3 separate regions of the Mus musculus genome follow, and all the other regions are linked to region 1. The links are chromatin loops, found by intact Hi-C in ENCODE. Cell type or tissue: heart. All regions are shown on one strand.

Region 1 (8,000 bases):
ATATATTTGGGGCTTGTTAGCATTGAGGGATATCATAAGTTGGATTTGCTTTGCTGGTTTGTTTGTGTATTTGTTTGTTGGGTATTCCAATTAGACCTGAAGTCACAATCCTCCTCCTCCTCTTCCTCCTCCTCCTCTTCCTTTTCTTCTTCTCCTCTTCCTCTTCCTCTTCCTCTTCCTTCCTCCCCAGTCCTGAGATTAAAGTTATGTATCATCACCCCAAGATTTTCATTTTGTATGTGTATGAGTGAGGCAGCTATGTGATCCAGGCTGGTCCTGAATTTACAATCGTCATGCTTCACTCTCTCCAGTGTTGGGATTAGAGTGGTACACTGTTATACCCAGCTAGAAAGGTGGATTTGTACAAAACCCTCATAAATGCCACAGGGAGGTGCACTGTGGGAGGGTTGGTGGCATAGCTAGAGGAGTGGAAGGGTAGGGTGGGATGGTTTCAAGTGAGAACAGGTGCTGTACAGGAGAGGATGGGGCAGGGCTGTCCTTCAGAGAACAAGACTTTGACAAAGCCTCAAATCATGATTTTATATTTACCTAAAATTATGAATTATGTAGTGTGTGTGTGTGTGTGTGTGTGTGTGTGTGTGTGTGTATGTATGTGTATTAAACGAAGTTAAGCCACTTCGACTGACATGTTTTCCACTAGAACCATAGGCTAACAAAACTTCAGTACCAGGCACAAGAAACCTCCTTTCAAGTGGTTGGCCAGGGTAGTTCTAGTGACTTCCCAAAACAATACAGATTATAGATATATCCTTTGGTTGCCTCTCACCAGTTAGGAAGGTGGGCTCCTGTTGCTGAAGATACAATACTACACACTCAGAACACATGGTTTGGATAACGTGAGCTGGATGTGAGCTTAAAGATTCTTTCCTGTGGTCTAGCTTTCACTGTTTCAGAAAATACTATTCAGGCTGCCAAGAGAGGGCAACTATTAAACACCCCTACCAATCTGCAACTCCTATGAACCACGACAGTTACCAGCATGGAAGGATAGTAGAAAGATGCAATAAATAAGTGGCTCTCATATCATTGATGGCAACCAATAGCTGTCTAATTGGTCTTAAGGCCCACTCAACAGTAGAGAAATCATATCTGGTATAGGAAACCGAGGCAGCTTCTCCAGGATAATGAGGGCCCGGACTTTAGAAAAGAATCTACTACCACCAGTTTGCTAGATAAGCATAATTCCTTTTACATTCTAAATCTGATCCTTCTACCCACAGATAACTGTAGCTACCCCTCATCAAAGAAGCCTCCCTTTCCAACCAATGGGAGCCGTCAAAGAAAACCACAACTGGCTATAATGTAGCGATCAACAAATCATGGGGAACCCAGCCCCAACAGATATACCCTCAGCACAGCTGCTGCTTTTATATAGCTCAGGGAACATTGCAGAAGAGGGGCTGTAAAGATTCTAAGAGCCACAATAGTAGGAAGCCTGCTGTCAGCAACCAGTCCTAGAAATGGCTGTGTAACAGGAGCAATGGCATTATTGGTGGCATATGTTAACACGGAAGGAGGAAATTTTGCAGGGTCTCACCCCTAGGCAGAGAACTATAGGCAGATATGTTGGGAGAAGGAGAATTAGCCTCTCAGGGATGTGCCCTCTTACTAGTTGCCCTAGTGCTGCATGGTCAGCCTTGAAACCATATACACATAAACAACAACTGACTCAGAAGGGTGTGTGTGTGTGTGTGTGTGTGTGTGTGTGTGTGTGTGTAACAAATATAATCGAACTGAGAGTGGGGATGGAGGTGCTGAAGGGAATAAACGAGAGGGAAGTAATGTATTTTTATTTCAATAAAACCATTTTTTTAAAAAAATTAAAAATTTAAAAAGTTTTTTTGATTTTTAAAAAATATTTAAGCATTTCATTTACATTTGCATTGTACTCTGATAGTTGACCAAATAGTAATACCTATTAGAAATTTGGACAGTCAATAATTTGGCTATATTTTTCTCATTTTAAGAGGATTTCTTGGGAAATGTTTTGGTGCTGGGGTTCATATTTTTGTTGCTGTTTTTTTAAAGGTAAAAGAAATTCTGCTCCTCCCCTTAGCTCTTTTCACTCTACCTGACTCCATGATAAGACAGTCTTGTCAGGAATTCTTCAGACTTAGGGTGTGTGTGTGTGTGTACTGTGTTTGTCTCTCTGTGTGTGTCTCTGTATGTATGCATGCATGCATGCATGCCTGTGTGTCTGTGACTGTGTGAGTTTGTATATGTCTATGTATATCTCTCTGTGTGTGTCTCTGTGGACCCTTTAGAATTTAATGCGAATACACTAGCAGGAGCTAGTACATACAAAGCGTGGGCTTTCCAAAGGCAGGGCTTCCATGAATAGTACCTGCCTCTGTCTCCTCTGTATCTCATGCCTTTTCCCCACCCTTACTTTAGTAAGACAGGAAGGGAAGGGGCAAGAGAGCAAAAGAAGGTGGTGGATCATGCTATGACTAATCAAGAATAATATATCCCAGAAAGAAAGAGAGGTGGGATGGAGTACAAAGAAAGATGTCTGTGCTGCTGAGGATGTGACTAGTCAGGACCAAATTGATGCAGATATAAAGGCAAAGATACATAAAAGTAGACGTCATCTCACTCCCCCTCACCAACAGACTTCGCTAATGTTTGGGGGTGGGGTGGGGTGGACTACAATGGCAGAGAAGTAGACTGCAGTAAGAAGAAAAACCATTTTGCAGCCTGCTTGCTTTAGTCCAGTATTTTTCCATTTCTCTCTTCTCATGACCAGAAGTCTAGACAGGAAGCAGAGGTCGGTTACCAAGGAAACTGAAGCTGAGTGTGCTTGATTGGTTACCTTTGAGATAAAAACAAAATTGCTATTCAAAATGTAAGCTCTTGTGGAGGATGGGCAAATACTAAGCATATAGACGTCTATTAATCCTTATAATTATTTTGTAGGGAAGCATGCACAAACACTTGCGCGTGCGCGCGTGTGCACACACACACACAAAACATTTTCCTACAGGGTTAATTGGGAGTTGCTCTTCAGAAAGACCTTGAATTCTGCCTCTGGTCCCTTCTATTCTTTCTGCCAGCCCCATACTCTTAGTGTCTAATTGTACCCCATGTCTGAGTCTGATGAAATCCTGACAAGACTGTCTTCATGAAGTTATCTGGGGTGGGGGTGGGGGTTGAGCTTAGGGTGGGAACAGAATTTCTTTTAGCTTAAAAAAAAAAAACCCAACAAAGATATGAACCAGACATTTCCCAAGAAATCCTCTTAAAATGAGAAAAATATAGCCAAACTATTGATTATTCAGATGTCTAATTAAGAGGTATTAATATTTGGTCATCTAGCAGACTGCAGTGCAAATGTAATTGAAATGCTTACTTTGCCATTCCTTATACGTTGCTGCCCCTAGTGTAATAAATAGTAACTGCATCTTCTGGACTGCTGAAGGCCATTAAAGTCCTCCCATCCTCCATTTGAATGTTATATACAGAACTTTAGACGTGTATCTATATTTTTCAACACAGTTGAATATATCTGCTAATGTTTTTTATTACAAAAGACGAAAAGAGGTGGTCAGACAGGGCCTTCTGATTCTTCTGATGCGGAAATGATCTGTGGCAACTACTTTCTGATATGTTTGTCTGAGAATCAGTGTTCACTTTTGACAAACACACCCTTTTTATACTCTGAAATAACTTCAGAAGATCCATGCTGATGTCACATGTGTCCTAATAATGAGATTTCCAGGGAATTTGAAAGTTAATGTGAAACCACTTTAAAGTTTTATGCAAACAAGGTGTATTCATATCTGTCTACAGTGTCTTCTAAGATTAAGACTTGGCCGTAGACTTGAGTAGGGGTGTGTGTGTGTGTGTGTGTGTGTGTGTGTGTCTGTCTGTCTGTCTGTCTATGTGTCTGTCTGTGTGTCTCTGTAAGCATATTCCAGGAAGTTGAGCTTACAGTGATAAGAATGCATAATGGGTTGGGGATTAAACCTAGCCTCCTCACATGCCTTAACTGTCCTAAAATTAGCTCTGTAGACAAAGCTGGCTTCAAACTCCCAGAAATTATCTGCCTCTGCCTCCTGGGTGCTAGGACTGAAGGTGTGCACCACCATTGCTTGACTCAACCTGTTTGTTTGTTTGTTTGTTGTTTGTTTGTTTGTTTTGAACACAAATCAGGACCCAGGATTGGCACCAGACATAGTGGGCTGGGCTGTCTTGAATCAATCATTAATTCAAGAAAATGCCCTACAGGCTTGCCAATATGCCAGTCTGTTGGAGGTATTGTCTCAATAGAGGTTTCCTCTAAAATGACTCTAGCTTGTATCAAGTCTATCAAAAACAAACAAACAAACAAACAAACAAACTAACTAACTAACCAGGATAATAAGGATGGGGGACCCAAAGAGACCCCCCAGGACAGGAAGCAAGGTTTTATTAATACAAAGGCTAGAGGCGGAAGGTTTTCTTCCCTTGTTCCCTTCAGCATTTGGTATGGGGATCAGTGTAAGCCATCAGTGATTTACGAATAAGCAAGAAACCCCACAGCCAATGTATGAGGACACAGAAGCTTTTCTTTTCCTTCTTATTTGTAAGCAGCTGTCGCTCAGCTGAGCTGACCCGCATGCCTGTTCAGGAGGTGCAATAAAGGCAGAGCTGAGAGAAACAGCATAGGTTCTTGAGGTTCAGGTATGTCCTAATGGGAATTATTAATAAGCAAAAGGAAGATATATTTTCTTTCATGTAAAGCTTGCTTAACAATTCTATATAAATATGGGCTAAAATAGAGCATGGTTGTTGAAATGAGTCTTGAAATACTTGCTTTTGTTTATTTATTTATCTTGGGTTTTTTTTTGTTTGTTTGTTTGTTTTTGAGACAGGGTTTCTTCATGTACCCTTGCCTATGTGGGTACTCACTCTGTAGACCACGAACTCCCAGAGATCCACCTCCCTCTGCTTCCTGAGTGCTAAGAGTAAAAGCTTGAGCCACCACCCAGCGAGATACATGGTTTTTAAAACTTATTTCTCCCATTACTGCCTGGCTTCTCTCCTTTTCCTGTGTCCCTTTCTCTAATAATTCATTATGTCTTTGTGGTTATCTGTACAGGAAGAATCACTTGTGTGCACACGACAAAAGCCCTTTGAATGAACACGTAAGCGTCTCAATCCAAGATTGTGGGTGTATCAAAATGGATCTGCCTTCCATTTTGTATTATACTTGACATTTTCTCCTTAATGGTTTTGATAGATTCTGCTTTGGTCTCCCTGGCAACGATCTTTATGTCTTTGTTTCAGCCTCTTAGCACTGAACAGCAAAGAGGAAAGTAGGCTATTACCTGTTCCTGGTTGCTAAGCACAGTGTTCCTGCCTGGGCTGAGTCACTCAGGAGAGATTAGAAGTGGAGCGGTTACTAAGACAACGGAATCGCACATCCATTTCCTCTGTGAGGCCCCTTTTCTTCATACATTTATATCAAGTAAGAAAGGGAGGGCTCTGGGATAAAAATACTGGCAGTGAACAAAGAAACAATGTAAAGATGCTTTCCTACATTTCAGTAATGGTGGGATTGTTTTAGGAAACCATTTAAAGAACAAAAAAAAACATTAGAATGAGAAGTTCTTTATAACATATAATAACTGACATATACTTGAGAGATAGCAAAATATAATATCAGGTAATGTCAAAAATAATGGCACTATAAATGCAGAGGGTTCATCTACTGTGGGGCATGAGGGAACAGTGATGTCTGGGCCCCGTCCCCAGAGATACTTATTAAGTAATATGGTATATGGCCATGGAATAAGCACCAGTTAAAAATTCTGTGTATGGAAATCCAAAATGGAAGCTGCCATCTAGAGGCAAAACCAATCTTTAAGGATGTTGTAGCTTATCCACCAGAGGAGACTGCTCAAATGTGGGTTTAAGTCAATAGAAAGTCTTGCTGGGCGGTGGTGGCACACACCTTTAATCCCAGCTCTTGGGAGGCAGAAGCAGGCGGATTTCTTAGTTTGAGGCCAACCCGGTCTTCGGAGTGAGTTCCAGGACAGCCATGGCTATACAGAGAAACTCTGTCTCAAAAAAAAAAAGCCCAAAAAAAAAGAAAAAAAAATTACAAGAAAACGCAATCAAATAGGTGAAGGAAATGAACAAAACCATCCAAGATCAAAAAATAGAAATAGAAACAATAAAGAAATCACAAAGGGAGACAAACATAGAGTTAGAAAACCTAGGAAAGAGATCAAGAGTCGTAGATGCAAGCATCACCAACAGAATACAAGAGATGGAAGAGAGAATCTCAGGTGCCAAAGGTACCGTAGAAAACATTGACACAACAGTCAAAGAAAATGCAAGAAGCAAAAACTCCTAACCCAAGGAGTTTCTACATCCAGCAAATCCAGGACACAATGAAAAGACCAATCCTAAGGGTAATAGGTATAGAAGATAGTGAAGATTCCCAACTCAAAGGGCCAGTAAATATCTTCAGCAAAATTATAGGAGAAAATTTCCCTAACGTAAAGAAAGAGATGCCCATGAACATACAAGAAGCCTGCAGAACTCAAAAATAGACTGGACCAGAAAAGAAATTCCTCTCATCACACAAGAATCAAAACACAAAATGCACTAAATAAAAAATATTAAAAGCAGTAAGGGAAAAAAGGCCAAGTAACATATAAAGGCAGACCTATCAGAATTACACCAGACTTCTCACCAGAGACTATGAAAGCCAGAAGATCCTGGGCAGATGTTATACAGACACTAAGAGAACACAAATGCCAGCCCAGGCTACTATACCTGGCCAAACTCTCAATTACCATAGATGGATAAAACAAGATATTCCATGACAAAACCAAATTTACATGTTGACTTTCCATAAATCCAGCCCTACAATGGATCATAGATGGAAAACTCCAACACAAGGAGGGAAACTATAACCTAGAAAAAGCAAGAAAGTCATCTTTCAACAAACCCAAAAGAAGATAGCTATATAAACATAATTCCACCTCTAACAACAAAAATAACAGGAAGTAATAATCACTTTTCCTTAATATCTCTTAACATCAGTGGACTCAATTCCCCAGTAAAAAAAAAAAGACAGACTAACAGACTGGATATGTAAACAGGACCTAGCATTTTGCTGCATACAGGAAAGGCACCTCAGTGACAAAGACAGACACTACCTCAGAGTAAAAGGTTGGAGTACAATTTTCCAAGCAAATGGTCCCAAGAAACAAGATGGAGTAGCCATTCCAATATTGAATAAAATCAGCTCTCAACCAAAAGTTATCAAAAAAAAAAAAAAAGATAAGGAAGAACACTTCATACTGGTCACAGGAAAAAATCTACCAAGATGAACTTTCAATTCTGAACATCTATGCTCCAAATGCAAGAGCACTCACATTCATAAGAAACTTTACTAAAGCTCAAAGCACACATTGCACTCCACACAATATTAGTAGGAGACTTCAACACCTCCCTCTCAGCAATGGATAGATCATGGAAACAGAAACTAAACAAAGACACAGTGAAACTAACAGAAGTTATGAACTAAATGGATCTAACAGATATTTATAGAACATTTTATCCTAAAACAAAAGAATATAGCTTCTTCTCAGAACCTCACAGTACCTTCTCCAAAGTTGACCAAATAATTGGTCACAAAACAGGCCACAACAGATACAAGAAGATTGAAATAATCCCATGCACCCTAGCACCCATGCACCACGGACTAAGGCTGGTCTTGAATACCATCAAACGCAAGGGAAAGCACACATATCTGTGGAAGCTGAATAACGCTCTACTCAATGATAGCTTGGTCAAGGAAGAAGTAAAGAAAGAAATTAAATGCTTTTTAGAATTTATTGAAAATAAAGACACATCATCCCAAAACTTAAGAAAGCAGTGGTAAGAGGAAAACTCATAGTTGTGAGTGCCTCAGAAAAAAAAAAAAAGAAAAGAAAAGAAAAGAAAAGAAAAGAAAAGAAAAGAAAAGAAAAGAAACTGGAGAG
Region 2 (8,000 bases), 610 kb before region 1:
GCTGCATCCTGCCTGCTGCTGGGGTGCCTGGAATGATGCTAGAATACCATTCAGGGGAGGCAAAATTCAGTCCATAATGGTGGTCTTCAGTCCCTGTTTCCTGAAGTGGGAAAAAGCAGAATTTGGAGTATGGGACGATTGCTGTGGTTCCCAGCACTGCAGGCAAACTGCTGGAAGTTGTGAACCAAGCAGGATCCCTGGTCCATGCTTACCCTAAGGGCATCCACACACCTGGCAAGAAGGGGAAGACAGAGCCCAGGATGGAAGTGGAACTTGGTTTCCTTCCTAGTGAGTGCTGAGAGTTCAGAGGGGCTGCAAGAGAGAAGGCCCTCTCCTGGAGATTTAGACGTGGCTCTTAACCTTTGATGAAGAGATAGATGGCCCTTACTTGTTCAAACTGCTGTATTTGAAGGTGGATGTGAATATACACCTCATTCAGGATGAACCAAGGATTAAATACCTTTTTTGAGAAGGAATGCCTAGGAAGGGAAGCTCATTGGCTGAATACTCCGGGCTTCAGTCTTGTTACCCCCCACCCAATACCTGATCATGTTACCCTCTTCACATACCCCATCCCCTTTTCCTTCCGGGTTCCTCCCTCCCTTCCCCCAACCCCTGCTTCTCCCTCCCAAGTGGGACTGAGGCATCCTCACTTGGGCACTTCAGCTTGTTGAACTATGTTGAGTTCTGTGGACTGTATCTTGGGTATTCTGTACCTTTTTTTTTTTTTTTTTGACTAATATCCATGTATTAGTGAGTACATATCATACATGTCCTTTTGGGTCTAAGTTACCTTACTCAGGATGATATTTTCTAGTTCCTCCTATTTGCCTGCAAAACTCAGGATATCCTCGTTCTTAATAGCTAAGTAGTATCCCATTGTGTAAAAAACAAAAAAACAAAACAAAACAAAACAAAAAACCAAAACATTTTCTGTATCCATTCTTCTGTTTCAGAACATCTGGGTTGTTTTCAGCTTCTGGCTATCACAGATAAGGCCACTATGAACACAGTAGAACTTGTGCTCCTGTGGCATGGTGGGGCATCTTTTGTGTATATTTCCAAGAGTGCTATAGCTGGGTCTTCAGGTAGATCTATTTCCAATTTTCTGAGGAATCTACAGATTGATTTCCAGAGTGGTTGTACCAGTTTGCAATCCCACAAGAATTGAGGAGTGCTCCTCTTTCTCCACATCCTCTCCAACATGTGTTGTCACCTGTGGTTTTGATCTTAGCCATTCTGATTGGTGTAAGGTGGAATCTCAGGGTCGTTTTGATTTGCTTTTCTCTGATTACTAAGGACTTTGAACATTTCTTTAGGTGCTTCTCAGCCACTAGAGATTCCTCTGTTGGGAAATCTTGGTTTAGTTCTATACCCCATTTTTTGATTGAGTTGTTTGGGTTTTTGGTGGTTAGCTTCTTGAGTTCTTTATATATTTTGGATATCAGACCTCTCTATCAGATGTGGTAACCCCACATCTGATTTTTTTTCTGAATCTGTAGGTTGCTGATTTGTCTTATTAACTATATTCTTTGCGTTACAGAAGCGTTCCACTTTCATGTGGTCCCATTTATCAATTTTTGATCTTAGAGTGTGAGTCACTGTAGCTCTATTTAGTAATTTCTCCCTGTGCCAATGAGTTCAAGGCTCTTTCCCACTTTCTCTTCTATTAGATTCAGTGTATCTGGTTTTATGTTGACGTCCTTGATCCATTTGGACTTGAGCTTTGTGCAAGGTGACAAATATGGTTCTATTTTCATTTTTCTACATATAGACAGCCAGTTAGACCAGCACCATTTATTGAAGATGCTTTCTTTTTTTCCACTGTATATTTTTGGCTTTTTTTGTCAAATATCAATGTGTGTAAGTGTGTGGTTTTATTTCTGTGTCTTCAATTCTATTCCACTGATCAACGTGTCTGTCCCTGTCCCAATACCATGCAGTTTTTATCACTATTACTCTGTAGTATAGTTTGAGGTCAGGGATGGTGATCCCCCCCCCCCGCCTTTCTTTTATTGTTAAGAATTGTTTTCGCTATTCTGGGTTTTTTCCCTTTCCAGATGAATTTGAGAAGTGCTCTTTCCATGTCTTTGAAGAATTGTGCTGGAATTTTGATTGGGATTGCATTGAATCTATAAATTGCCTTTAGTAGGATGGCCATTTTTACTATGTTAATTCTTCCAATCCATGAGCATGGGAGATCTCTCCATTTTCTGAGATCTTCTTCAATTTTTTTCTTGAGAGACTTGAAGTTATTGTCATACAGAACTTTCACTTGTTTGGCTAGAGTTACTCAAGATATTTTATACTATTTGTGGCTATTGTGAAGGGAGTTGTTTCTCTAATATCTTTCTCAGCCTGTTTATCCTTTGTATAAAGGAAGGCTACTGTTTTATTTGAGTTAATTTTATTTATTTATTTTTGGGGGGAGGGGTCGAGACAGGATTTCTCTGTGTAGCCCTGGCTGTCCTGGAACTCACTCTTTAGACTAGGCTGGCCTTAAACTCAGAAACCCACCTGCCTCTGCCTCCCAAGTGCTGGGATTGAGTTAATTTTATATCCAATCACTTTGCTGAAGTTGTTTATCAGCTGGAGAAGTTCTCTGGTAGAATTTTTGGGGTTGCTAATGTATACTATCATATCATCTGCAAATAGTGATACCTTTCTTTTTTTGCCAATTTGTATCCCCTTGACTCTTTTCATTGTCTTATTGTTCTAGCTAGCACTTCGAGTACTATATTGAATAGAAGAAGCTCAGATCAAAGGCCCAGAAAATGTTTTCAACAAAATCATAGGAGAAAAGTTCTCCAACCTAAAGAAGAAAATGCCTATCAACATATAAGAAGCATATAGAACACCAAATAGACTGGACCAAAAAAGAAAGTCCCCTTGGTACATAATAATCAAAATACCAAAAATACAGAACAAAGAAATAATATTGAAAGTTGCAAGGGAAATAGACTAAGTAGCATATAAAGGCAGGCCTATTAGAATTATACCCAACTTCTCAATAAAGACTCAATAAAGCCAAAGGGTCTGGACAGATGTGCTGTAGACTCTAAAAGACTAAGATGCCAGGCTAGACATAGTACTATACCCAGCAAAACTCCAAATTAATATAGGTGGAAAAAACAGATATTCCATGATAAAACCAAATTTAAGCAATATCTATCTATAAATTCAGCCCTAGAGCAGAAGATGCTAGAGGGAAAACTTGAACCTAAAGAGTGAATAATCCAGGCTCAGTCCTTTCTGCTGGGACAGACTGCTAGCTAGTCTGCTCTCCTGAAGACACCATATCCTGAGGCATCCCAGAAGGTGGTACATGTCTTTAATCCTAGCATTAGGGAGGCCAGCCTGGTCTACAGAGTGAGTTCCAGGACAGCCAGGGCTATACAGAGAAACCCTGTCTCAAAAAACCAAAATAAATAAATTAATTAATTAAGAGGAAAATAGCGGTCACTTTTGGAGGGACTTCCCTTTGCAGAAAGATTTAAGGAATACTGGATCTGATAAGGAATTGTTAGGAATGGCGATGGTGGCATTACAGGAAGTGAGGGGTTTAGGAAAATGGTATTACAGAAAAGTAGAAAATGGTATTGGATGGAGGAGAGGATCACTGAAAAAGAGCAAAAGCTGGGAGACAGCCCTGGCCACTGTTGGTGGCAGCTCAGGGAAGCCCCCAGTGGAAAAGGACTGTTACTGCAGTAAAGAAGGGCTACTTTTGGATTTGTTCAATTATGGAGGCTTACATCTTTGAATATTGAAGTCCCTATCACATTAATTTCACACACATTTGTTTTAATTGGTGGTGGCTCGTGCCTATAATCTCAGCAGGAAGATTGCCACCAGTTCCAGGCCAATCTGGGCTTCATGCAGGCAAAACATCTGTCCATACACATAAAATGAAACTGCAAATTTAAAAAGCAAGCAAAATCAAAGCATTTATTGACCGTCTACCACGCATTATGTTCTGGGACGGCAGGCAGAAGTAAGATGAACTGAGTCCCTGTCCTCTCTGTTTATTCTGGTTAGGAAAAGACAACTAACAATAGCATGGATATGTGGTTATATGAACAAACTTCAACTTTAGAAGTTGAAGTATTCATGATTTTGTATTTCTCCAATTAAATGAAAACCACTGTAGGTTTGGACTTTTATTCACCAACAAGTTGTCCATTACCGTGCTCTTGGATGTTTGCTTCCTCTAGCTTATCCAGGAATTGATACACACAGCAAAGGAGGCTGCTCAGATACAAAGGGGTGGGGACTGAAGGATGTTCTACTGCCATGACTGTCAGTGTATGTCATTGCCACAACGTGTCGCTATTGACCACTAGTCAGCTTCCATCTGCCGCTGCGGGCCTATCTGGCCACTTTTCCTACTATATACTTAAATACTCCTCAAAGACAGTACTTGCTCTGTGGCCCTGGGTTCAGACTGAGGCGGGGTTTGTCTGTCATAAACTCCCATTCTCCCCTTTCCCCACGATTTCCCCAGGCATTCTCTTTCAAATTCTGAAATTCCTCTTCTTGCGGAAAAGAATTTGGTTCCCCCTAAGGACATTTCTATAGCAGATTTCTGTTATTGCTGGTGTTTTTGATTCTTCATTCAAAAAAAAAAAAATCTTCCAAACCTAATTTCCCCAAAGAAGATCCAGGCTCTAGTGGACATTTATGTTGTACTTGGTCTCTCAGGATTCATTAACTATTCTTTTGATAACAGAAATCATGTTGTGGGCAGTTTAGTTTAGGGTTTTGTTTTTGTTTTGTTTTCTTTTTGTTTTGTTTTTTTTTAAAGACAGGATTCTACTGTCTCCCACAGGCTGACCCAGAACCAGAGGTCCTCCTACCCCTACCCCCTTGAATTCTGGAATTGTGTGTGCAAACCCCTATCTCTGTTGGAAGATGGTTTTACTCCCTGGTCCTGAGGATGGACCCCAGGGCTTTGTGCACGATAGGCAGGTGCTCTACCATTGATTTACACCCAGACCTTATAGGGTTATACAAATGACAATATCTTCCCATTGGATATGATTTGGGGCTGTCAACTGTGGTATCCTGCCCTCTAGTAAAATTAAATTAAATTAAATTAAATTAAATTAAATTAAATTAAAAAATGTACACAGGCCCCAAGTCAGCTCAATTTAGATTAAGGTAGTGCATTTCCCAAATTCTAATGCCCATACAAATCACATTGGGGTCTTATTATAACCTAGTTCCAAGTCAGTAGGGCTTGAGAGCCTTTGGGCCTACAAAGCTCCCAGGTGATACTGGTCTGTAGATTATCCTTTGAATAAAACAGAAGTGAACAATAGCTAGTATACCTTCATCCAACTACAGCAACCTGGAAACCACATTCTTCAGTATTCCCTTTCATTCTCCATTCTGGAAGAAAAGGGAAGGGGTGATTTCCGTTCAAAACATACACACAGAGACACACACACACACAAATGCCATGCTGGGCATTGCTCCTCCCATTTCTCCTACACTCTTTCTCTTATGGCATAGCTTCATGACAAAGTACTTGCCTATTGTAACTGAGGTTCTGGGTTCAATGCCCAGCATGGTGTGTGTGTATGTGTGTTTGTGGTTGTGTGCCTATGTGTACATGTGTGTGTGTTTAGTGCACACATTTGGCTGTCTATCTGTCCCCAAACAGCAAATAGCCATGTTTAGTGGCTTACACTTGTGATCCAACTTCATGAGAGATGGTGGCAGGATTTCTGGGAGTTCAAGGCCTACCTGGTCTAATAATCAGCTTCAGACCAACCTGGGCTACAGAGTGAGACCCTGTCTTGGGAGGTGGAAACCATGTCTTGAAAAACAAACAAAACAAAATAACAACAACAACAACAAAAACCCCACTTGATAACTTGATAGCACATGTCTCCCAATAATTGACAAGGAGAGGCAGGAAGATTAGGAACTCAAGGTTATCTTTGGCTACATAGCAAATGGGCTACATAAGACCCTGCCTTAAAAATGAACAGAGTGCACAAGAGATTATTCCTACATAGCAGATTTGAGGCCAGACTGGAATGTGTGAGTTTGTTTAATAAAATGGGTTTTCAAACATAATACTGTCATATATTGAAGATAACAGAAAAAATGGACAAACAACAGTATTCCCATTTACTGTTTAAGTTATTGAAAGTATGTGTTCAAAACATTTAACATTAAAAATACAATAGTTTACTGAAGGCTTGAAAGAGATATATTTAAAAGGTGATTAGAGTTTTTGTCTCAACTTCTTACCAGAAAGTAGATCTTCTAACTTCAAAATATCAGGCTGTAGCAGATTGTTACCATTGATATGATTCTTTCAGAAAGTTCTTATTTCAATAAATAGAAATGAAACACACTTTTCTCTATAAATATTAATCTTTGATTAAAACCCTCATCTGAAATTCATAGTTCATGGATACCATTATAGGTAAGACCCAACAGTTAGAAATTCCAGGAACTTTTAAGCTTTGGCTTCTCCTAGGCAAGAGCTATTGTTCTTTTGGGGTTTCCATCTAGGTCAGTTTCTAGAGGGGAGGAAGCAACACCTCTCCATTGTTCATAGAGTGGCAAACATTTTATTTACATGGCTTTTTCTCGAAGGCTTCATATATTTCTTGATATCAAATATAATGAAAAAAATATGTTCCCTCAAATGTTAGTTTACAATAGGCTTATTATTCCATATCCTGTCACAATTTAATAGGGCCCACCTATACATTTAAAAAGGGGGGTTGAGCCGGGCGTGGTGGCACACGCCTTTAATCCCAGCACTTGGGATGCAGAGGCAGGCGAATTTCTGAGTTTGAGGCCAGCCTGGTCTACAGAGTGAGTTCCAGGACAGCCAGGACTACACAGAGAAACCCTGTATCAAAAAAAAATTAAAAATTAAAAAATAAAAAGGGGTTGAATTGCTAATACATCATTCATTGGAATTTTAAATATTAATCTGAGAAAGTGTCCCCTCAAAATCACTCTGTGAAAATTGACAGAAGTTTAGCCCAGCCTCAATACCATACTTATAACTTTTTATTTTAATTAGAATTTCTTGGTTAATCCTCACAGCAGCCCTGTAATATTTGTGTGAATGTGCCCTGATTATCCATTGAAAAAGCTGGGGCTCATAGAAAGGGAGATATTGGTCCCTAGAAATTATTTATCTGGGAGTCGGCAGAGATTTACCTCATAGTGTTCATTTATACAATGTATGCTGTCATGGATGTTGTGTCTGGCCGTATGGTTTATGCATAACATAAGGGTGTCCAAACCAGAGGATGTGTGTGCTCTAGGCAGAACCTAGGTTAAACAGAAGAAAAGTGCCCTGCTTTTTGAGATAGTGTCTCACTAAATAGCACAGTCTGCTCTCAAGGTAAAGTGTGATGGGATCCCTAGGCTCATGAATTTTTATAGGGAAAAGAACTCTGGGGCTGGAAAGATGGCTCAGTGGTTAAGAGCACTGACTGCTCTACCAAAGGTCCTGAGTTCAATTCCCAGCAACCACATGATGACTCAGAACCATCTGTAATAGGATCTGATGCCCTCTTCTTGTGTGTCTTAATATAGCGACTGTGTACTCTCCTACATAAACTAAAAATAAAAATCAAACAAAAAACAGAACTCTGATGGGGCGGGGGGGGGGGGGCACCTAGCCTTTCCCTGGCAGTTCACTTGGGCTTGTGTGCACTTTCTTCTAAGTTCAGTTTGGGTCTCGGTCTGTGGAGCTGGAGCTGTAGCTCAGGATCTGTGTGAGGGCTCCAGTTGAGAGTTTACAGGACTCTTCTGGATGTTTAAGCCTTAGGTATAGATGTCTCATACACCATCCTGCACTCTTAGACTCACCTTCCTCATATGTAAACTTACCTTCTGGCTAACTCAGCCTCTCACTGCTGCGGTGAGTTCTGACCTCTCATTCTCAGTAAAATGGACCAAGTCTTCAAATTTCAAGTCCAAGTATACCACTCTAATCATTTCCTACTCTTCTAGTTGACTTACCT
Region 3 (8,000 bases), 1.6 Mb before region 1:
ATCTAAAGCATGAGAGGAACAATCCCAATCAGTCATATAACTGGCCTAGCCATCTTTGTTTTGGCTAAGATATGATAGGACTGTTTTCACGGTGTTTGTCGCATTTCGCCTCTAGGGGGCAGGGAAGTATCATCTATTCTTGTCTAGCCTTAGCCGATCCCCACCAAGGAGGAAATAAGGCATCTCTTCACCTTTCTTCCCTGTGACACTGGCTCCTGCCAGGGAAGGAACCAAAAAGGCCAAGTCTATTCCCACCCCAAGATGCTGTGCGTGGCCTTGGTTATCTTCTCAATAAAGACTGGATGGAAACAAAAAGGGGAAAAGAAATGGAAAAATTTATAAATCAACAACTTGTAACCAGACTTGGGTGAACTGCATACAGGTCCTGTACAGGACTGCCTGGTTCACTCAAGGGAGAGGATTTTGTTCCAAGGATCAAGAATGTCGCATGACACAGACATGGCATGCTAAGGAGATACAATGATGAGCAGTTGGTCTGTATATTTTTGTTTGGTTGGTTGGTTTTTGGGTTTTGGGTTTTTTGGTTTTTCGAGACAGAGTTTCTCTGTGTAGCCCTGGCTGTCCTGGAACTCACTCTGTAGACCAGGCTGGCCTCGAACTCAAAAATCTGCCTGCCTCTGTCTCCCAAGTGCTGGGACTAAAGGTGTGCGCCACCACGCCCGGCAGCCTGTATATCTTTAAAAGTCTCATCCAATCCTGCTTCTCTGTCACTATATGAATTGGGAGACCACTGGGTGTAAAAGGCAGGAAAGTCATAAGCCAAATGCCTCCAGGGAGCAAGTGGAAAAGGCCAAGAGAATTTTGAAGTTGACATTTCTCTCAAAAGGAGTCCAGAATAAAGAAAAACTGAGGTACTGGGCCATTAGCTCACCAGGACTTAATTAGACATTCATGTGTTTACTCAGAATTGACTGGGCAGCTATGTGTTATGCAAAGTACTTCCAAGTTCTTCGGCCCTTTGTTATGCCCCCTGCACCAAGCACAGAATCCAATACAAAACTTGTACTCAATACATGTCAGTTAAGTCACAGGGTTTCCCAACCTTCCTGATGCTGGGGCCCTTTAATACAGCTCCTCATGTTGCAGTGACCCCCAACCATAAGATTATTTTGTTGCTACTTCATAACTGTAATTTTGCTACTGTTATGAATTGTGATGTAAATATCTGATATGCAGGATAGCTGATATGCAACTCCCAAAGGAGTTGCAACCCACAGATTGAGAACTGCTGTTTTAGAGGCTAGTAGGAGGCACAAGATGTGAACAACTACGGAGGTATTGTAAAAAGCTAGACCTGGGGCTAGAGAGATGGTTCAGTGGTTAATAGCATTAGTTGCTCTTACAGAGGACCCAGGTTTAATTTCCAGCACCCACAATCTGTAACTGCAGTCCCAGGGGATCTGATGCCCTCTTCTGGTCTCTACAAGCAGAGAATGCACACTGAGCACAGATGTGCAGGCAAAACTTCCCTATACATAAAGTTAAAAAAAAAAAGGTTAAAAAGAAGATAAAAAGGATAATCTGCTCATTGCAAACGCCAAGGATAAACTGAGCATTAAGAACAACCAATAAGGGCTGGTGAAATGGCTCAATGGTTAAGAGCACTGACTGTTCTTCCGAAGGTCCTGTGTTCAAATCCCAGCAACCACATGATGGCTCACAACTATCTGTAATGGGATCCAATGGACTCTTCTGGTATGTCTGAGGACAGCTACAGTGTACTTACATATAATAAAAAATAAATAAATCTTTAAAAAAAATGAAGAAGGACCAACAAGGGCTTGGGAGATGGCTCAATAATTAAAAGTACTTTTCGTTCTTCTAGAAGACCCAGGTTTGATTCTCAGCAACTCACATGGCAGCTAACAGTTTCAGTTCAGGGAATCTAGTGCCCTCTTTTGGCCTCCATGGGCACATATGTGGTACACATACATACATGCAAGCAAAAAAAAAAGCCACAGACACAAAATAGAATTTTTTTTAACAAATTAAGGACCACCAAATAAACACAGGAGAGGTGTGAAGAGGTGTTAGCTAATTCAACCTTAAAAATTCAACCAAAGATGAGGGAACAGCATTAGTCAAATCACAGAGACCTGAGTGAGCTGATGATGGCAGCACAAGGCTAACTCAAGTCTGGACTGAGGACAAGGGACTCACAAAAATGAGAGAAGGGGAATCTGTGGACAGAAACAGAAAGACAATGAAAAACATAGGAGCCAGACTGAAGACATGGCTTGGCTCCAGCTATTCAGAGGCTTAACAGAAATACATGGTGGCAACAATCAGGAGGTAATTGTAAGAGGGAACCTCTGTCGGAGGAAAGCCGGAGTCGTGACTATGGTCCATGTCTCTAAACCCCTCTTCTGGCAGGGAACAGTGCATTGAACGATTGAGAGCCATACAATTCTAGGTCTCATCAGCAGGTTCCTTTACAGCTCCTCTCTGATTCCTCATTTCCTCATCTGAGGATAGCAGTAACACCCACCTGGCAAGGGGTTTGTGACAATGAGATAAGACATGGGGCTGCCTGATGGGTAAGAATGTCAAGAATGCTACAGGCTCTGGAGCCCAGCCTGGGTTCCTACTAGCTCTTTTGTAGTCCTGCCACGTATTCACTTAGGGACCTTGGCTGTGTTACCTGAAGTTTCTAGACCTCAGCTTCTTCATCCGTAAAATGGAGTTAATAACAATTTACATAAAGGGATGCATGTGAAGACAGAAGGAATGATTCCATGGGAAGCACATAGAAGGCAGTGTCCAGCACACAGTAAATGCACTAAAAAAAATGTTAGCTATTATTACATAAAGCTGCATAGGATAGTGCCTACCACCCAGAAAGCTGAGACTCAATATGAACAGGGCCTCTTCACCATGCTCCAGGCTTTTACTCTGCCCCCAGCAAATTCAGAGGCCATAGTAGGTAGGTGGACAGAGAAAGAACAGGCAGCGAACGTCAATTGAACACCAAGGGACTGTGCACTTCTTCAAAGCACCTTCCTCTACTGCCCAGGTCCTCAAACAGTGGCCTGGCTCACTTTGGTCCCTCTATCCTCTGAGGAACCCCACCCTTTCGGTTCACTTTGTCCTCTGTACTGTCTATGGCCTGACTAAGCCCGAAACCCTGTCTTCCTGGCTGGTGGGAAGAGGGCTCTGCAAGTGCCAAGAGCATGGTGTTTGCTAAGCCTGGTGGCCCCTCCTGCTCTGTGAACACAGCCAAGAAATATTTGTGGATGACAACAACCCCATTCTTGCCCCAGATCCAGACAGAGAAAGCAAGACTCCCAATTCTCCTTAAACTTAACGTTATCATTTTCTCCCATACCAGCATAATGCTCACAACACGGCAGAGGGGACAATAAATAGTTTCCCTCCTAAAAGGAAAGAGAGACACCCTAGAAAAAGAATCCAGCACGCCAAAGGGGACAGACTTCCCCCAGAGCCTCACCCTGGGATTGCTCTCACGTATTCATTTTCTCAGTAGCCTGGGCCCCTATGGGGAGCATGCTGACAACCCAGCACACGCACATGATGATAGTTCAGCAGTGAAATGGTAGGACTATGCATCGCCCTGGGTGCCAAGAACACCACGCTGGCGTTCTCTAGGTTCAGTATCTAAATGTGAGCTAGCTTGCACAGGGGGGTGGGGTGGGGAGGAGGGAGCAGAGGATAGACAGTTACCACTATACTGGCTTCAACCCACCACTGCATACAGCAGAGATAAAAGCTAGGCCCATGCAGAAAATGTAGGAACAGAGCTCTCTTGGGCACAGGGCACTCAGCAGTGAGTCCTAGCCTCTAGAAATCATTCTATGTGCCAGAACTGTAGTGTGTTGGGGGTGGGGTGGGGGGGGAACCAAGCTTAACAACCAAAAAAAAGATCTCTTTTTAAATCATGGCAGGAGGTGAGAGCTCCACATAAAAAGATCTGAGTATTAGTCAGGATCAACAACTAGTAAGCAAACAACTAAATCCTCATGTAGCAGTGACCAGAAGGAGGTAGGGACTCATGTTGCTTTCTGTCACACTAGGAAGGCCACACCCAGAGCCTGGCAGCAGAGATTCTGGCATTCTGGAACCTGTCCAGAAGAGCAGTAGGGAAGGATGTGGGAGTCCTGGGTAAATGATCCGAATAAGGATGGGTGATGCCCAAAGCAAAGAAGGCCCAGTTCACAGGAACGGGAGCATGTTGTGTTAGTAGCATGACCTCTGATGGACATCACTTCTCAGAGCCCTGGGTTTCTTATGCTGTGACATGATGGTAATGACAGATGCACAAAGGGTTGTTGGGAGAACTGAGTCTGGGGCAGAACAGGCTCCCAACAAGCTACATCTTGACCCAGGCCCTAGTCTTCCTAGTCTGTCCACCAGAGGGAGCCTGGGGCCCAACAGAGCCCAGCCTGTACCAGCTCTGCCTGTCCTCCCCCAATGCTGCAGCCTCAGCTGCTGAACTCCCACCCTGCCTGCCCGCGCTTCCAACAGCAGCCTTCTCACCCACTCCTTACAAACCCAGAACAGGCCTAGCAGGGGAGTCGCTTGCAGCAGCATTGGTTACAGCAATGGCTACAGGTTCTCCTGACACCGGGCAAGGAGGAAGGTGGGAAAGAGGAAGACAGCTGTCTTTTCTTCTCATCAACTCCTCCACTCATTCCAGACCCATCTCTTCTAGTTCAAAACCTGGAGATACCTAAGGCTCTTTTGGCTTTTCCCAGTTCAGTACCTCAGCAGGTCCTGAGGCCAAGACTCCTAGGAGTAGTTAAGCTGTAGGGAACAAATAACATGCCTTTAAGACAGGCAGACTTAGATTCTAGTCGCAGCTCCATTAGCAAATAGTAGCATAACCTTGAATAAGGCCCCTTCATCTTGAAGCCTCAGTTTCTCCCTCTCTAAAATGGAGTTGCTGATGCTCACTGAGTGGGCTGGGCTGTGAAGTCCAAAGGAAGCAATCATAGATAGGCAAGCAGTTAATATGTGGTTGAGAGAAACCCAAAGTGTTATTTAAACCTCTTTATTAGCCAGTAGGAAATGTGATGCAAGGGATTCCAACAAGCAACCTGGAAAGTGTACAAAAAGAAGGAAGGAGTCAGAAGCAGGCCCGCAAGGATGGCAGAAGGGCAAATGGGCTTCCAGCCAGCCAAGAAAATCAGACCTGATGTCTGCAGGGTAGAGAATCTGAGAGCAATGGAATTCGGAAATTGAGAAAGATTCAGGTCTTTTCATTGGGCTTAATGCTCAAATCAGGAACTATATGCTTCCTCCAGCTCTCTCAGACCCCCTTTAGACTTCAACTGGACCACTCAGGCCAGCCACCACCCCCATCCCTTGAGGCAATGTACTGCATCACAACTGGCTAGGTTGAAAAGTTCTCTTGATTTTATCTCAGATGTTCCCTCTGTTCCTGGATCTGCCCCCTGGAGCCATACATATTGAGGTTGCTCCCTCCATCACAGGCCTGACCCCTCTAGAGAAGTCTGCAACCAGGCTCAAGGACCACAATGCCCCATCCAGTCTTTCTCTGCCCCCCATTCTGGGGCTGTCCTTCTACCTCAACACTCAGCTGAGGGTGCACTGCAGTGGAGCCCAGCCAAGCCCTCAAGCTGCAGCTGCTGCTCCTGGGGCCCAGCCATCTCAACCCAGCACCCCAGCCTGCTGCCTCACCATGGGGGAGTTGCAGAGAGCTGTCTCCCGGCAGATTTCCTGAGGCAGAAGGCTTCCCCACCCCCAGCCCAGCCTCCAAGAGACACTCCACTAGTTGTGGCACATGGTAGGACCAGCTGAGCAGTGAGAGGAGGGGGAAGCCTGTCCATTTGCTAAAGGACTTCAGACTTGCTCTTTGGTGTGGTTGGGTTAGTAACATACCCATTGAATCTCAGTTGGCAGTCCCTGGCTTTAAAAAAAATATCTAGGGGAAATCATAGACTGGCAAAAGAAGGGACTCAGTCAAGGTCACAAAGCCAATCTGCAACAGAGCTGGAAGGGGACGCCAGTTCTCCCATCTCCCAATTCAATGTTCTTTTCAGTATAGCAGTAAAGCAATAGGAGGGCCTTTAGGGCATCCCTGTGAGCCTTCGTGCCCTTGACTCACAGCCTAATACATTTATCCCAATCAGCACACAATGGGATCTACATAGGAAAAGTAGATCCTGTCCATGTCCCATCAACTCAGAAAATATTCCTAACCTGTCTCAGACACATGTACAAACCCCAGCACAGGTCTGAAGCTGATCCAACAGATGGGAGATCTATGGACTTCCCTTCCTGGTAGGGCTCTTTAAATGGGTGTTGTTTTTCTTGAAGGGTGGAGACCAGCTGGACTTTGAGAAACTAACCAAGGGCCTAGCCTCCATCTTTGCTCCCCCATCTTTGCCACCATCACCCCCCCTCCCCATGCCAAGATGTGCTGCAGTTCCATTCTGGTCCCCACCTGCCTCGAGACGAGATCACCCCCCCCCAAAAAAAAAAGGTGTGTAGGAGTGTTTCTCTCTTTAGGGGGCTTGAGTTGATACCACCTCTGTCTAAAAATTATTTAATCCATCCTCTGGAAAGGATACAGCTAGGGGCTGAAGAAGTGGAGGGAGGTAGTGGGAATTGCTTTAGTCTCTAACTGGCTTTGGTTCTACAGGGAAAAGAAGCCCGCACTCGTCTGACCAAACCAATGTGTGGTGGCTAGGGAAAGCATGTCAGCCGGTTGAGGAGAACCTTCTCCCGATTGGGACAGGCGAAGCAGGAAATGGGATCAGGCATGGGCTTCATATACTTTATCTGCCAGCTAAGTTGGAGAGGGATCTAGAGGGAAAGGAATGGGTGGGGTGGGGGCCGCAAACACATTCCTTACTTTCTCTGGAGGGTTGTAGCCGGGCTGGTGCTGGTACTGGTGCTGTGACCTCCGCCAGCGCCAGGACTGGAGCTTCTGGATGCGCCACGACTCAACTGGCCCCGCTCCCGCGGTGGCCGCTGCCCCACGCCCACCGCCGCGGAATAGCCGGCTTCCTTCTCGCGGCCCGGGTGCGCTGGCCCAGCCTCCCTCCCGCCACGCTCGCGACCCAGGGCTGGGTTCTCATGGTGCAGGTGGCATTGGGCCACGTCGCGCTCGCGGGCTGTGTAACCGGTAGTGTCCTGAAGTTGATAGGAGGCTTCTCGCTCCTTATCCCGATAGATAGCTTCCCGGTTCTGGTAAGCGCCATCCCGGTTCGGGTAGCCCACGTCCCGGGACGCCTGGTGGAACTGGCTCTCCCGCAGCTCGCGGTGGTGGAACTGGGTCTCACGCAGGTTCTGGTACTGGCTTTCGCGGCCAGGACTATCCCGTGCGCCAAGGGGGTCCCGGTGCAGTTCCCCACGGTGCAGCTGGCTCTCCTCCCGCAGGTCGCGGTTCTCCTGGGTGAGCTGGTCCAACTGGCCCTCCAGCTCTTCTATGCGCCGCCGCTGGGTCTCCAACAGCTGCTGCTGACTCTCGATGATGTTGTTCAGCTCCAGCAGGTACTCCACCGCCCGGTTGGGGCTCTCAGATCCCGGGCCACCCGGAGGACCGGACCCCGCCTCCATCCTGGCGGCCCAGGGACAGGGGAACGGGCAGGAGAGCCCAGTCCCCGCTCGCTCACGGCGCCACCCTCCCCCGGGCCCAGCCGGGGGAGGGGGCCGGCGGGACGCGAGGGCGCGCACCGGGCTCGGGGGCCCGGGGGCCCTAGGGGGCCCGGGAGACAGCGCTGGGGCCGGCGGCACGGGGCGCAGGAGCTAAGGCTACCGCCGCCGCCGCCGCCGCCGCCACCACCACCGCCACCGCCACCGCCAGGGCTCGGAAGGACGCGGCCCACGGCGCTCCGCCCGCTGCGGAGTCACTGCGCAGCGCGGCCGCGCGGGACCGCCCCGGCCGCCGGCCCGCCCCCCGCCCCTGCCCCCACCCAGCTCTCCCGACCCGCCCCCGCGCGCCCCACCTGCAGTCGCCACCAACACCCTAGCTGGACCAGCCCCAAAGCACTGGC

What was found. A loop is a pair of places that touch in the nucleus more often than their neighbours do. Peaks named below come from ENCODE experiments on the same cell type or tissue, not always from the same donor. Only the 100,000 strongest peaks of a DNase experiment are listed, where the experiment ranks them.
Region 2: a loop joins it to region 1, with 9 times the contacts of the local background. A loop is called at or near these places in 14 of 42 quality-filtered maps.
Region 3: a loop joins it to region 1, with 5 times the contacts of the local background. A loop is called at or near these places in 6 of 42 quality-filtered maps.

What each region holds. Positions count from the first base shown.
Region 1 is chrX:150,506,237-150,514,236 of GRCm38, reverse strand. It overlaps a transcript of Apex2 not described here. Among named protein-coding and RNA genes, the nearest start is that of Alas2, 37 kb to the left of the region's middle. In heart, a CTCF peak has its summit at 3,403; no DNase peak of the experiment used is centred here; H3K27ac peaks cover 398 bases.
Region 2 is chrX:151,113,309-151,121,308 of GRCm38, reverse strand. No RefSeq gene overlaps it. Among named protein-coding and RNA genes, the nearest start is that of Tsr2, 21 kb to the right of the region's middle. In heart, CTCF peaks have their summits at 3,686 and 4,322; no DNase peak of the experiment used is centred here.
Region 3 is chrX:152,144,036-152,152,035 of GRCm38, reverse strand. Iqsec2 (IQ motif and Sec7 domain 2) reads right to left here and starts at 7,768. Exons shown (of 15, transcript NM_001114664.2): 1 at 6,857-7,768. The coding sequence starts at 7,563. In heart, CTCF peaks have their summits at 110 (motif pointing right) and 4,385 (motif pointing right); DNase peaks (open chromatin) are centred at 3,165, 4,425, 7,605, 7,885 and 1 weaker place; H3K4me3 peaks cover 1,683 bases; H3K27ac peaks cover 717 bases; H3K27me3 peaks cover 4,667 bases.